3 separate regions of the Homo sapiens genome follow, and all the other regions are linked to region 2. The links are chromatin contacts, found by Hi-C or POLR2A ChIA-PET in ENCODE. All regions are on one chromosome and are shown on one strand. Each heading gives the region's core, a stretch centred on a gene start or an enhancer-like site at or near the end of the contact. The rest is flanking DNA. Distances are from core to core; before and after follow the strand shown.

The links. Hi-C counts contacts between places; a loop is a spot of excess contacts on that map. ChIA-PET counts read pairs that join two places held with the same protein, here RNA polymerase II (POLR2A). Pooled maps may share reads with other maps.
Region 1: a pooled map shows a loop between it and region 2 (3-fold over the local background). The contact joins the enhancer-like site here to the promoter of VGLL4 in region 2. A Hi-C loop is called at or near these places in 5 of 50 pooled maps. POLR2A ChIA-PET finds 5 or more read pairs at or near these places in 2 of 52 experiments (GM12878 and activated CD8-positive, alpha-beta T cell).
Region 3: a pooled map shows a loop between it and region 2 (6-fold over the local background). The contact joins the promoter of RPL32 here to the promoter of VGLL4 in region 2. A Hi-C loop is called at or near these places in 4 of 50 pooled maps. POLR2A ChIA-PET finds 5 or more read pairs at or near these places in 2 of 52 experiments (B cell and activated CD8-positive, alpha-beta T cell).

The regions. Positions count from the first base shown.
Region 1 is chr3:13,000,720-13,005,204 of GRCh38, forward strand. All of the region lies in intron 1 of IQSEC1 (IQ motif and Sec7 domain ArfGEF 1), which reads right to left. Among named protein-coding and RNA genes, the nearest start is that of IQSEC1, 70 kb to the right of the region's middle. RefSeq lists a silencer at 510-804. Within about 2 kb of position 1,877, at least 6 of the 41 ENCODE cell types and tissues checked have a DNase peak (open chromatin) inside an H3K27ac peak, as active enhancers do; they include GM12878, where a contact is called at or near this core.
Region 2 is chr3:11,640,803-11,645,307 of GRCh38, forward strand. VGLL4 (vestigial like family member 4) reads right to left here and starts at 3,113. Exons shown (of 5, transcript NM_001128219.3): 1 at 2,635-3,113. The coding sequence starts at 2,716. RefSeq lists enhancers at 1,697-2,066, 3,257-3,336.
Region 3 is chr3:12,839,401-12,843,903 of GRCh38, forward strand. It overlaps RPL32 (ribosomal protein L32), which reads right to left and starts at 2,165. Exons shown (of 4, transcript NM_000994.4): 1 at 2,094-2,165; 2 at 742-842; 3 at 1-130. The coding sequence starts at 837. SNORA7A (small nucleolar RNA, H/ACA box 7A) reads right to left here and starts at 1,050; the gene lies at 912-1,050. RefSeq lists enhancers at 525-1,463, 1,464-2,400, 2,494-2,743.

The DNA.
Region 1 (4,485 bases), core at 627-3,126, 1.4 Mb after region 2:
TGTGGAGGGGAGGGCTGAAGGAGGGCCAGTTGGTGGGCACAGCCCCAGGCTTGCAATAAACACAACTTCCATGAACTGGTACCCACTTTGTGTCAGAGAGCACTGTGCCAGATACTTTATCCAAACTATCTCTATTCCTGCAGATTCTTTGAGATGGGTGGTGTGCCCTCCATTTTACAGGTGAGAAAACAGAGGCTCAGGAATGGGGAGTGACTTACCCAAGTGAGTCTTTTTTTTTTTTTTTTTTTTGAGACAGAGGCGTGTGCTGTCACTCAGGCTGGAGTACAGTGGCTCGACTTTGGCTCCCTGCAACCTCTACCTCCTGGGTTCAAGCAATTCTCCTGCCTCAGGCCTCCCAAGTAGCTGGGATTACAGGTGCTTGCCACAATGCCCAGCTTTTTTTTTAAATTTTTTTATTTTTAGTAGAGATGGGGTTTCACCATGTTGGCCAGGCTGGTCTCGAACTCCTGGCCTCAAGTGATCCGCCCACCTCAGTCTCCCAAAGTGTTGGGATTACAGGCATGAGCCACCATGCCCGATCCTAAGTGAGTTCTTATCATTACCCCACACTGCCTGTGCTGGCTTGTGGGCACTTGATAGATGCATGAGGTTGGACATTTCATGTTCCCTATCTGGAACTCTGCTCTCCCGTCTGAGAAATGGCTCTATATTAGGGGTTTCTCAAACTTAAGAACTGATGGGCCTCTAAGAATACAGTTCCCAAGCTCCATCAGGCCCCACCTTTTAGAAACACTGCATCCAGTGGTAAACGCTGCTACACTGGAAGGTCCTGTGATGACCACATGTTCATAAAGAAAAGGCAGCCACGAACATCAGGGAGCAGAGCTCAGTTGGTAGAGGGTCGTCCAGATGACCTGCAGCATGCTTTTGTTAAAATGGGGGAGGAGTTTTCGTCTTCACGAAAATGATGTTTAAAAATGTATTGTCTTGGCCTTAGCTGGAGTGGTCAAAAATAATAATAAATATTGTCAAATGATTTTTTACAAGGTGCCAAGACAATTCATTGGAAACAATCATTTCTTTAACAAGTAGTGCTGGCCGAGCGCGATGGCTCACGCCTGTAATCCCAGCACTTTGGGAGGCTGAGGCGGGCGGATCACCTGAGGTCAGGAGTTCCAGACCAGTCTGGCCAACAAGGTGAAAACCCATCTCTACTAAAAATACAAAAATCAGCCAGGCGTGGTGGTGTGCACCTGTAATCTCAGCTACTCCAGAGGCTGAGGCAGGAGAATCACTTGAACCCGGAGGCAGGGTGGGGGGTGGCAGAGGTTGCAGTGAGCTGAGATCTAGGCACTGTGCTCTAGCCTGGGTGACAGAACAAGACTCCATCTGGAAACAAACAAACAAACAACAACAACAAAAAACAAGTAGTGCTGAGACAACTGGCTATTTATACACAAAAGGATACATTTGGGCCCATGCTTCCCACCATACACAAAAATTAACTCAAATTAATCAAAGACCTAAATGAAAGAGTTAAAACTATAAAAATCTTAGACAAAAACATAAGAAGAAATCTTTGTGACCTTGGGTTATACAATGATTTCTTAGATACAACACCAAAAGCATAAGCAAGAGAATTACAAATTCATAAATTGGACTTCATGAAAATTAAAAACTTTTGCACTTCAAAAGACACCATCAAGAAAGTAAAAAGATAAGGCCCTGCATAGGCTCATGCCTGTAATCTCAGCACTTTGGGAGGCAGAGGCAGAAGGATTGCCTGAGCCCAGGAGTTCGAGACTGTAGGGAGCCATGATCATGCCATTGTATTCCAGCCTGGGTGAGTGAGTGAGACCTGATCTCCAAAAAAAAAAAAAAAAAGGAACTGAGAAACTGAGAAAATTATATAACTGATACTGGAACCTGTATGTAGAGTATGCAAATAACTCATGACTCAATAACAAGGAGACAATACAATTTTTAAATGGGCAAAAGGTTTGAATACACATTTCATCAAAGGAGACATATGAATGGCCAATAAGCACATGAAAAGATGTTCCACATCAAAGAAATGCAAATCAAAACCACAATGAGATATGACTTCCCACCCACTAGGACAGCTAGAAGCAAAAAGCCAGACAATAACAAATGTGGGACAGGATGTGGAGAAATGGAAACCCTCACACACCACTGGTGGGAACAAAAAGATGCAGCCACTTTGGAAAACAGTTTGGCCATTTCTAAAAAGTTAAACAGAGAGTTACTATGTGACCCAGCAATTCCACTTCTAGGTATCTACTAAAGAGAAATGAAAACATATGTCCACATCAAATCTTGTATGCAAATATCCATAGTAGTAGTATTTACAATAGCCAAAAAGTGGAAATGACCCACATGTCCATCAACCGGGGAATGGATAAACTAACTACAGTGTATCCATACAATGGAATGTTATTATTCAGCAGTAAAAAGGAATGAAAGACCAGGCGCAGTGGCTCATGCCCAACATTTTGGGAGGCTGAGGCGGGAGTGTCACATGAGGCCAGGAGTTCAAGAACAGCCTGGGCAACAAAGTGAGACCCCTGTCTCTACCAAAAAAAAAAAAAAAAAAAAAAAGGAATGAAGTACTGATACATTCTATTCTATAACATGGATGAACCTTGAAAAACTTCACGCTAAGTGAATAAAGCTAGACACAAAAGGACACGTGTTGTATGATTCCAAAAGGATATGAAATGCTCAGAAAGACATATCTACAGAGACAAAAAGTGGTTGTTGAGGACTTGGGATGGCACAAGGGACTGAGGGAAAATGGGTATGTGGTTTATTTTCAGGGCCATGGAAACGATTAAAAATAAAATTGTGATGGTTACAGGATTCTGTAAATATAGTAATAATAACCGAATTGTACACTTAAAATGAGTGAATTTCATAGAGTAAAGTATCCCTCAATAAAGCTTTAAGAAAACACGTGATGACTAAATGAAACATAAGATCCTAGGTTGGGAGGAAAGCTTGGTAAAAAGGACATTACTGGGACAACAGGCGAAATGTGACTTTTAAGTTAGTTGTATTTTAGATCCTAGTATCATGTCCATGTTAAACTTCCTGAATTTGACTAATGGACCATGGTTATGTAAGAGAATGTCCTTGTTCTTAGTAATTATGTACTGGAGCAGTATTTAGGGGTGAAAGTTACATATGGCATGTTTGCAGTGACATCTCAAATGCTTCTAAGGGAAAAATCGGTTTTTAAGAGAAAGCAAAATTTGGTGGAATGTTATTAGTGATGAGTCTGGGTGAATGGTACACGGGAGAATTTTGTTTTGTATTATTGTTGTAACTCTTCTTTAAGATTGAAATCACTTCAAAATAACTTACAACTCTTAAAGAATCCACACATTTAAAAAATTATTGTTGGGACCTTGAATAAATCTATAGACCCTGAATGGAGAAAAAGCCCTGAGCTAGTTGTGAACAGAGTTCCTAGAGAGGGTGCCCCTGCTCATCATGTCTGTTGCACCCCAAAGAGAAGACAAAGACACAGCCAGAGGGTAGGGTGAGAGCATGTGTCTGTATATGCCATAGCTTGCATTCATTCAGTCATTTACCCAACAAATATTTCCTGGGTGCCATCATGTGCAAGGGTAATCAGCTGTGAAGCAGAGATGATCAAATCCCTGCCCTCAGGTGTTGAGATGCAGCTGGGGGCCGGGGGAGCGCTCTGCAGGAGGGGGAAGCCGATGTGGAAACCCCTCAGCTACACCCAGGCCCCAGCCTCCCACCAGATCTGGAGCCTTGGAGGGCAGGGATTTGTGTCTGAATCACCTCTGTGCACTCTCCCCGCCTCCCTCCTCCCTCTCCTTGGATTATAAGGAAGTCAAACTGTCTCCACACAGCAAAGAGCTTTTGACCGCTGGGGCCCACAGGCTTCGAAAGGCCCAGAGCAGGGACAGGGCATCTATGCAGGGCCACTTTCCACCAGCAAAGCTCAGAACGGAATCAGCAAGAGTAGGTGGGAGGGAGGGTGGCTGGGGGCTGTCCAGGTGAGGGGCTGCAGGGATGGAGGGAAGCATTATCAAGGGGGGAGGCTAATTCACCTCCCACCAAAAACCCAGCATCGGGCCAGCCACAGTGCTGGCCACGCAAATATCCACGAGGTAGCCTCCACCTCCACCAGTAAGCCCTTGACTCCTGGGAGCTGCTCAGGGACTCCAGCTCCTGGAGGTTACACGGATTCCCAAGCTGGGAACCCCTGAATTATTTTAGGGGATCTCTCATCCCGTATGTGCAGCCAACACTGCTGGTAGACCAAACAAATACTATGTTTCACACGTGAACATCTTTCAAACCAAAATAGAAGCTGCTTTGATAAATAAAATTCACAGACTCCAAAGTTATCTAAAAATTGGTTCTTAACAGCTTCCTGTCATCCTGTAGTTTTTCAATCTTGGATATTAACCCTTGTGTGTGGGGTTAATATGGCATGGGGGCAGGGGGTGTCTCATAATTTCTGATGAT
Region 2 (4,505 bases), core at 1,863-4,362:
AAGTCACAAGAGAGGTTTAAGAAAGACAGTACAGGCTGAGTGCGGTGGCTCATGCCTGTAATCCCAGCACTTTGGGAGGCTGAGGTGGGTGGATCACCTGAGGTCAGGAGTTTGAAACCAGCCTGCCCAACATGGTGAAACCCATCTCTATTAAAAATACAAAAATGGGCCGGGCATGGTGGCAGGCACCTGTAATCCCAGCTACTCAGGAGGCTGTGGCAGGAGAATGGCTTGAACCCGGGAGGCAGAGGTTGCAGTGAGCCAAGATCGCGCCATTGCACTCCAGCCTGGGGGACAAGAGCGAGACTTCATCACCAAAAAAAAAAAAAAAAAAAAGACCAGACACATGGTTTATTTTAGAGTAGAGCTATGTCTCATACAACTAAGGAATATGGTATAATTTAGCTGGTAAGAATAATTAACCATCCGCATCTTAATTTTTAAAACTAAAATGTCATAAAATTAATTTGTCCCTTATTCTTAAGGGGCATGAAACTTGACTGTGCCCTAAATGAAATCAAATGTTGCCTACCAACAGTACATTCCATTTTCCAAACAACTTCCCTGGAATGCTGGGGAGCTGATATGTTTAAAACGAATATTCTCCAAGTCCAAGTGTTGGATTTTAAAGAACCATAACCTTTCCAACTTTTCCTACAAAAAAATCCCGTGTGTGATTTATGCCCATCTTCAAAACACCCTCTGGAGTTCAGACCAGATGTGTGCAGTGTTTACACTGAGAAAACCACTAGGACATCAACAATTCACTATAAACACCACTCAAATTTTGCTGTGCTTTCCTTCATTTCCTCTGTATTTATTCTGGTGTTAAAATAATGTTAACTCTCATAATAAGGAAAATAGGAGCAGATGTTTAAACCAAACAGACTTCAGCCCATTATCCCATATAGCTACTCAATCTTCAAAATCAAAGTTTCTTCCTCCCAAATACCGAGAGAGAAGAGCAGAGCAGAGCACTCTAGTTTCCTGGGTGTTGCATGCTACACAACAACTCGACCTGGGCTCGCTGTCCGTAAGTTGGTCCTCACCAATCGGAGACAGGAAAAACTAATCTGGTATCAATTTCCTAACAATCTTATATTTCTCTCTTAGGCCATTATGTTTTGTTTTTAAAATATCGTATTACTTGTTGGCAAAGACAATACAACAGAAATTGCCTCAGAAGTTTTTCTTTCTTGTTGGGGGAAGCGGGGATGGTTAAAAAAAAAAAAAACAAGAAAAACAAAACCCTGACTACAATGTGTGAATGTCACGGGAAACAAGCCCAGCAATGGCTGCTTACGGCTTTCTAAAGTCGGCTGCCTTTTTTAAGTGAGTTCAGAAGCAAGATGTTACTTAACACATCAGATGCAAAGAAAGAAATTCACGAAAATTCTCATAGCAGGAACTAGTAGGAGTAAAGAAAAACAAATACTCTTTTTAAAAAACGTTAAATATGAGATCCTCATCCATAGAGTTTTAAAAAACAACGTGAATGAGGGTTGTTGTTGTTTTTTTTCCTTGAAGGGGAAAAATACTCTTGAAAGGGTGAGTTTTCAACTGATTAGGAAACAGGCCTGAAGTTTTTAGATTAAAAAAATACAAGTGAATCACCCTCCCAAGTTTTTGTAACTGTTTTCTTTTTCAAGAGAAATGTCCCGTGTATTATTGGAGAAAAAATGGAAACTGCTCCTGCTGAATGAGAAAGAGAAGAGTCCCGGATGTGTGTGTGGTTACAACAGAAAACACTCTTCCTGCCAGGCCGAACTCCCCCGGAGATGCCCTCGGCGGCAGACCCAGGGCCATTGCCACTTTTTCAAATCGCACGTAGAGGATGTCCGAGGGCTTAAGAAATAGATTTTTCTCTGACTGCTACCAGAGACAGTTGGAAATACAAGACAGTGGGGGAAGCACCTCGCGGGCAGTAGGAGGTAATAAATAACAGTTCGGCGCGGCTCTCTCTTTTTCAGGGCAGGCTGGGGGTCGGGGTGTTGTGTAATCGCTCCCACAGGGAGCGGAGCGCGAGGAACACCCCCCAGTGTCAGCGCTCCCCGGGCTGCACAGGAAGCGCCAGCGAGACAAAGAGCCCGCCTGTGCTCGCTGACACGGTGCCCTTCCGGCCCCACGCGGGAGAGGGACATTCTCCGCTGTTTGGGACGCTCACTCGCGAGCACAAAAACTCGCTGTAACTTTGGCTCCCCCTCCGTGAGCTGCAGGGCGCCGTGGCCCACAGCAGGGTACAGTAGACGGTGCAATCCTTACCAGCCCCTCCCCCAAAGAGGCTCAACTTTTACCGGCGTCCTACAAGTCCTTCCCCTAAAGACAATATTAACGGAAATCAAAAATACATACATTTTAAAGAGTTAAAAATGTGAGGCGCGAGTACGTTGCAAGCAACGAGCAAACTTTGAAGGGTTTCTACTTCACTGCCTCCCCGTCCAGCCCCCTCCACCGCCCCCCGCAGCCTGAGATCCGAACACACTCGGTGCCGAACCGAACCTAAGAAACGCCGGCCTTTCAAGTGCCCTACACCCCGGAGGAGGACAGCGGGCGCTTAGAAGGCAGGCACCCAGCACACTGAGGAGGAGTGGCCGGGACGAGCAACGGGCAGTAATTCTACAACGGGACATCTACCTTCGTAGCACAGAATGCCGATATTGTTGTTCATCTTGTCCAAGTACTGATAGTTCAACAGGTCCATCTTCATAAATAGCATTTATTGGGCTAGCAAAGAAAACCAGCTCTTTGCTTTTGCCCCAAAAGAGTTAAGTTTCAAAAATCAATTGTTGCTGAGTAGCTCCTGGCTCTTCAACTTCACAAAGGCAGAGGCCCAGCCTCAGACTATCAAAACAAAGTATGCAAAAGTTAAAAAAAAAAAAATCAGGCACAAAAAAATCGAGCTCACACGAAACCCTTCAAGGGCTTACTGGTAGACGGTGTATGTACTGTATCCCCGATCGAGTATGAAAACAGCGTTTCAGAAGTCCTTACAAGTCCTTCCTGGAAATGGAAAAGAGTGAAAAAGAGAAACGCGCAGCCCGTTTCCTAGGACAAAGCGGCGCCGGCCCCTCTCACAGCCCGCTGCAAGCCGGCAGCGCTGACATGAGGGCTATGCTTGGCATGACTCCTATGCCGCCGCTTCCTCTTCCCGCAGGAGGCCGAGCATGCTCACTGCGCCGCGCTGCCGAGGCAGGGAGGGCTTCTGCACAGGATCAGCCTCTCAATGTAGCAAGTGTTGGAAAGAAAGAGAAAGGGGAGGGGGAGAGACTCTAGAGACGGGGCCTTGGCAGAGTGGCTCTTGACAGGAAGCAGCCAAGCCGCTGCAAAACCGTAGGAGGAAAAAAGAAAACCCAGGAAGTTTCTTTTTCAGGAGCTAAGTACAAAGTAAAAAATCCATCATGGAAGCAAACTCCCATGGAATGCAACTTTCGTGAAACTTCATGTTGGGGTTTCGGAAACCCAAAGTGCTAGTGATGCATAAGCCATATATATATATATAGTGTCTTTGTTTCTTTTAAAGATTGTTTTATAATATCCATTTACACTTTAACTGGATATTTAAATTTCTGATGTTAATGTTACATATAGCTTCTTCCATAATCCCCATAACAACTGAGATGGACAGGGCAAGGAGGGTATCACCCTTTCACAGCAGAGGAAACAGGTTCAGATGGATTAAATGACTGGCCCACAGCCCCCAAAATAGTTGACAGAACTACTTTTAAAGTGTTTTTTCCCACCTAATGTTATAATTTTATTTAAAAAAACGAGGGGGCCGGGTGTAGTGGCTCACACCTGTAATCCTAGTCGAAGCAGGCGGATCACTTGAGGTCAAGAGTTCAAGACCAGCCTGGCCAGCATGGTGAAACCCCATCTCTACTAAAAATACATAAATTAGCCTGGTGTGGTAGCGCACGCCTGTAGTCCCAGCTACTCAGGAGGCTGAGGTGGGAGAATTGCTTGAACCTGAGAGGAGGAGGATGCAGTGAGCCAAGATCGTGACACTGCACTCCAGCCTGGGCAACAGAGTGAGACTTTGTCTCAAAAAAAAAAAAAAAAAAGAAAAGAAAAAAAGGAGACAAGGAGAGGAGAAGAGATGGAAGAGTGTTTAAGCAAATAGGGCTATAATATCAAAAATTAAAAGTGTACTTGAAATTATAGAGGGAAAGGGTAAAATTATTTTCATTTGGCATGTATGTCACCCACCTGTGTGTAAGAAGCTAGTGGCATGCAGCTGTACTATTTGCTATTGGAAGAACTTGGGGCTTAAACTTTGATTACCCAGTGCCTAGCACAACCAAGTTCAGGTGCCCAAAAACTGTTTACTGAACGAGTGAACCACTGAATGTTCAGTTTTCAGCACATCAAGAACGTGTTAACAAAATAGAAAAAAAAAAAACAAAAACTAAACATTTGAATTACTATTCTAAAAATATATTTTTAATATTCCAAAATAATATTTGAATAAATAATTTGAAGGAGTTGTATGTTAAAAATCCAGCAAT
Region 3 (4,503 bases), core at 915-3,414, 1.2 Mb after region 2:
TCCGGAAGCCACTGGGCAGCATGTGCTTTGTTTTTTTGTTGCTTCCATAACCAATGTTGGGCATCAAGATCTGGCCCTTGAATCTTCTACGAACCCTGTTGTCAATGCCTCTGGGTTTCCGCCAGTTACGCTGAAGGAAATAATACACAGGTGGGTTAGCGTCTGTGCAGAGTGCGAACTCTTCCTTTTGGGGAGGGAAAAAAAGGACCAAATGAAAAGGAAGTATGCCACACAGTAGTTGCCTTTGGTAACAGGACTTCACTATTTCCTTACTTTTTTGGTGGGAAAAACCAGGAGCTCGTGGCTTTAGCCACTAGGGATGAAGGCACCCCCACCATTGCCACTCCCAAGCAATGGAGGAGGCACCAATGGGATGCGAGGGGACTGTGTAGATACTGAGATGGCAAGCACAGCTGCAGACACTGCTCTCAGCACCTGAGTTTTCTTGTCTATAAAATAGGGATCCTGCTGTCACAAGGCAACCCAAAATACAGGACACAAATGCAAAGCCCTCTGAACACATCAAAACGGCCAAATGTCCCTTTTCATTAAAGTTTCGCTTCACACATCAAGAGACATAAGTACCAGCACTAGGGCACACTGGGGGAGACCTGTATTTCTACAGAAAGCTCTTCCACAAGCCAGTTCATCGGTCAAAGATAATCCTGACTAGGTGATGTCAGAAACTGTTGGAAACTCTTTTCTTCACCCCACACCCATTTCCATCCCAGGACCACATACCTTAATTTTGACATATCGGTCTGACTGGTGCCGGATGAACTTCTTGGTTCTCTTTTTGACGATCTTGGGCTTCACAAGGGGTCTGAGGGCGGCCATGATGCCTTTTGGGGAAGAAGCGGCCCCAGGTGAGGAAGAATCCTGGAAGGAGGCTTTCCTGCCCAGGGACTGAACACTGTCGCAGAGTGTCTTCCAATCGCCAGCTACGGAGCAAGCTGGGAATGGAATGGGTGCCTCTGCCAGGCTTGCTTTCCCTCCCTTTCCGAAGCTGGCAGAATACTAGGCACTCTCCAGATGCGATCCCAGGAGGTCAAGGGTCACCTCACCCACTCAGAGCCCAAAGAATGCCAACAGCTGAGCAAATCAAAACTGACCCCAAGACACTCTCAATTTGCAAGGGGCAGCAAATCCCACCCCACCAGTGTCCGAACCCCCAGATGGTCCTTCCGGTAGTACTGGCCTTGACCATCTACTTGAACCTGAGTCTTTTCCTCACCTGTAAAATGAAGATGACACTGCGCGCTGAATGCCTGCAGTGCCTGTCACAGGGTAAATGTTCAATAAAACCTTCTAATTCCCTAGGGAGCTGCTGCGCTACCACACCCTCAACACACACAAAACCACCATATACCTCTGAAGATGCCTCAAACCTGGAGATCTTCCAGTATCAACTCACACCTTCCTCAGTGTGGTCTTCCGAGCCATTGATTTCCTACAGCAGCACCCCTTCTGCTCTCTTCGCAGCCATCAACTGGCCCAGAGTGGGTACTCAATGAACCACGTATTCAAAACGACTCTGCCTTCTGGCCCATGATATCCTCGAAGGCAAGGTGGGGGCAGTTGCATCTTCATATTCCCAGAGATACTACCAGAATTTCTGCCTGCAGCTGGACCAGCCGACCTACAGCTCGTCTTTCCTTGGCGGTCCCGCAGCAGCAGCCCTCGGGCCAGAGACTGCAGCGGAAGAAGCCGGCCATGGCATGAACGAATACACGTGGGCCGACATTGGTGAGCGCTGGGATCCACAGATCCCAGCTGAAAGCTGTCAAGCTGGGCCACCCCTGGTCGTCCCACGGCCCCCAGGAGACCCCGAAGTCTGGCCTCAACTAGCACCCTCCACCGCCAAGGAACAAACAAGCAGCCCGCAGCTCTGAATACAGGCGGAGGGCAGGAGGCTCTGGGACGCAAAGCCCTATCAACTCGGCGGCTTCGTTCTGTTCCTGTACACGCTCCAGTAAGCTGACAATAACAATACCCACAGACACTACCGCGCTGAAGGGGAGGCCTCCGCACCACTGGGCGACGGGGCCAGATGAATCCCGCAGGAATGCGGATTGCCACGGATTAACACTTACCGAGAAGGAGATGGCTGCCACCTCCGTAGGCAGCGCCGAGGAAGAGAGAAGGGACGGTGGCGCGCAAGGGCTGATGGGTCGTAACCCCTGGGTCCTAGCAGGGAAAAAGGCAAGCACTTCCGGCTCCGGCTCTTTTAAATAAAATAAAGACACGTCAAAAAATAATGCCGCAAAAATTCTGAGTATACATGTTTTAATAGACAATAATAACTAGGAATAGGACTGAGAAATGTATTCTACCTATCCTTGGGACTACGTAGAAATTTGGAATTCTTTCTGAGCTAATAAGACCTGGTGGAGGGAGGAATTTACTTCCGCCAGAAGTCGAAGCCAATCCGCTTTTGGGCTATTTCCGCCCGCGTTTCTTCTACTCCGAAGTGCGCCTCTTAGTGGTCAGAAGAGAACAAGACAGAGACTTCCTAATAATTTCATCACCGAATTTAGACAGTAAATAGTAACGAAAACAGCTAACATGCGATGGAGTTCACTATGCCTACCACAATTCTATAACGTACCCCTATTATTGTCTCCATTTTGCATATGTGGAAGATGAAATTTGGAGACTTGACTCCAAACTCCACGCTTCTAACCACTGGGCGAAACTGCCTAGTTTTTCTTTGTTCATTTTTTAGAAATGGGGTCTCACTCTGTTGCCCAGGCTGGTCTTGAACTCCTGGGCTCAAACGATTCTCTCGCCTCAGCCTCCTGAGTAGCTGGGATTACGGGCACGAGCTACTGCCTAGATGTTTTTTGTTTTGTTTTGTTTTTTGGTTTTTGGTTTTTTTTAGACAGGGCCTCCCTCTGTCACCTAGGCTGGAATGCAAAGGTGCCATCTCACGGCTCACGGCAGCCCCTGCCTCCCAGACTGCCTAGTTTTTAAAGATGCTCTTGATTTGTTTTGCTTAGCTTTTGTATTTAAGATTATTGTGCAAATTGGCTGAGCACTATGGTTCACACCTATAATTCCAATACTTTGGGAGTCTGAGGTGGGAGATTTGCTTGAGCCCAGGAGTTCAAGACCGGCCTAGGCAACATAGTAAGACCCTGTCTCTACAAAAAATAAAATAATTAGCTGGGGCTGGTGGCGCATGCCTGTAGTCCCAGTTACTCGAGAGGCTGAGCTGGGATGATCACGTGAGCCCAGCAGTTCTAGACTGCAGTTAGCTGTGATAATGCCACTGCACTCCAGCCTGAGTGACAGAGCAAGACTCTGTCTCAACAACAACAAACCTATAAAGACAAATAACCCAATTGAAAAATGGGTAAAGAATCCAAATAGACATTTCTCTGTGGCCAATGAACACATGAAATGATCCACATCATTAGCCATCAGGGAAATACAAACTGGAACTGCAGTGAGATACCATTTCACACTCACTAGGACAGAGAAATGGGAATGTCCGTACAGTGCTAGTGCAAATATGAAATGGTGCAGTCACTTTGGAAAAGAATAGCATTTCCTCAAAATGTTAAACATAAAGTTACTGTAAGACCCAGCGACTGGGCGCGGTGGCTCATGCCTGTAATCCCAGCACTTTGGGAAGCTGAGGTGGGCAGATCACCTGTGGTCAGGAGTTCGAGTCCATCCTGGCCAACATGGTGAAACCCCATCTCTACTAAAGTTACAAAAAATTAGCTGGGTGTGGTGGCACATGCCTGTAGTTCCAGCTACTAGGGAGGCTGAGGCACGAGAATCACTTGAACTCAGGAGGTGGAGGTTGCAGTAAGTGGAGATCGCGCCATTGCACTCCAGCCTGGGCAACAAGAGCGAAACTTTGTCTCAAAATAATAATAATACATGAATTGGTGTCCCACAAAATGAAGATACTTTTTTTCTGATAAGAATATACACATAAGATTTATGTCAACTCAGTAATCATTCAGGAGGTTTTACTTCCTGAGATTTTTTTTAATGAAAACATTTTCTCAAGTTAGATTCCTAGGGTGTCTAAGTCAATGCCAAGAAAAGTTTGGAAAGACTTTGAGAGAAGGCCAGCCCAGCATCTTTCTTGTAAGCGGAGGTAGATTTGGTTTCACAGAGGCCTACTGGAAGTGATAAAAGGGAAGAATTCTTTAGGAATCACTTTAGTGTTTACTGTACATGCTAGGGACATAAATTTTTTTTAAAAAAAGGAATCACTGTGGTGTAAAATACTATTAAAATTTCTCTAAAAGTCTAGAGCTGGGCTGGATATGGTGGCTCACACCTGTAATCCCAGCACTCTGGGAGGCCAAGGCAGGAGGATTGCTTGAGGCCAGGCATTCAAGAGCAGCCTGGAAAACAAACCAAGACCTCATTTATATATTAAAAAAAAAATAGCTGGATTTGGTGGCACTCACTTTGCAGTCCCAGTTACTTGGGAGGCAAGGGCAGGAGGATTGCTTGAGGCCAGGCATTCAAGAGCAGCCT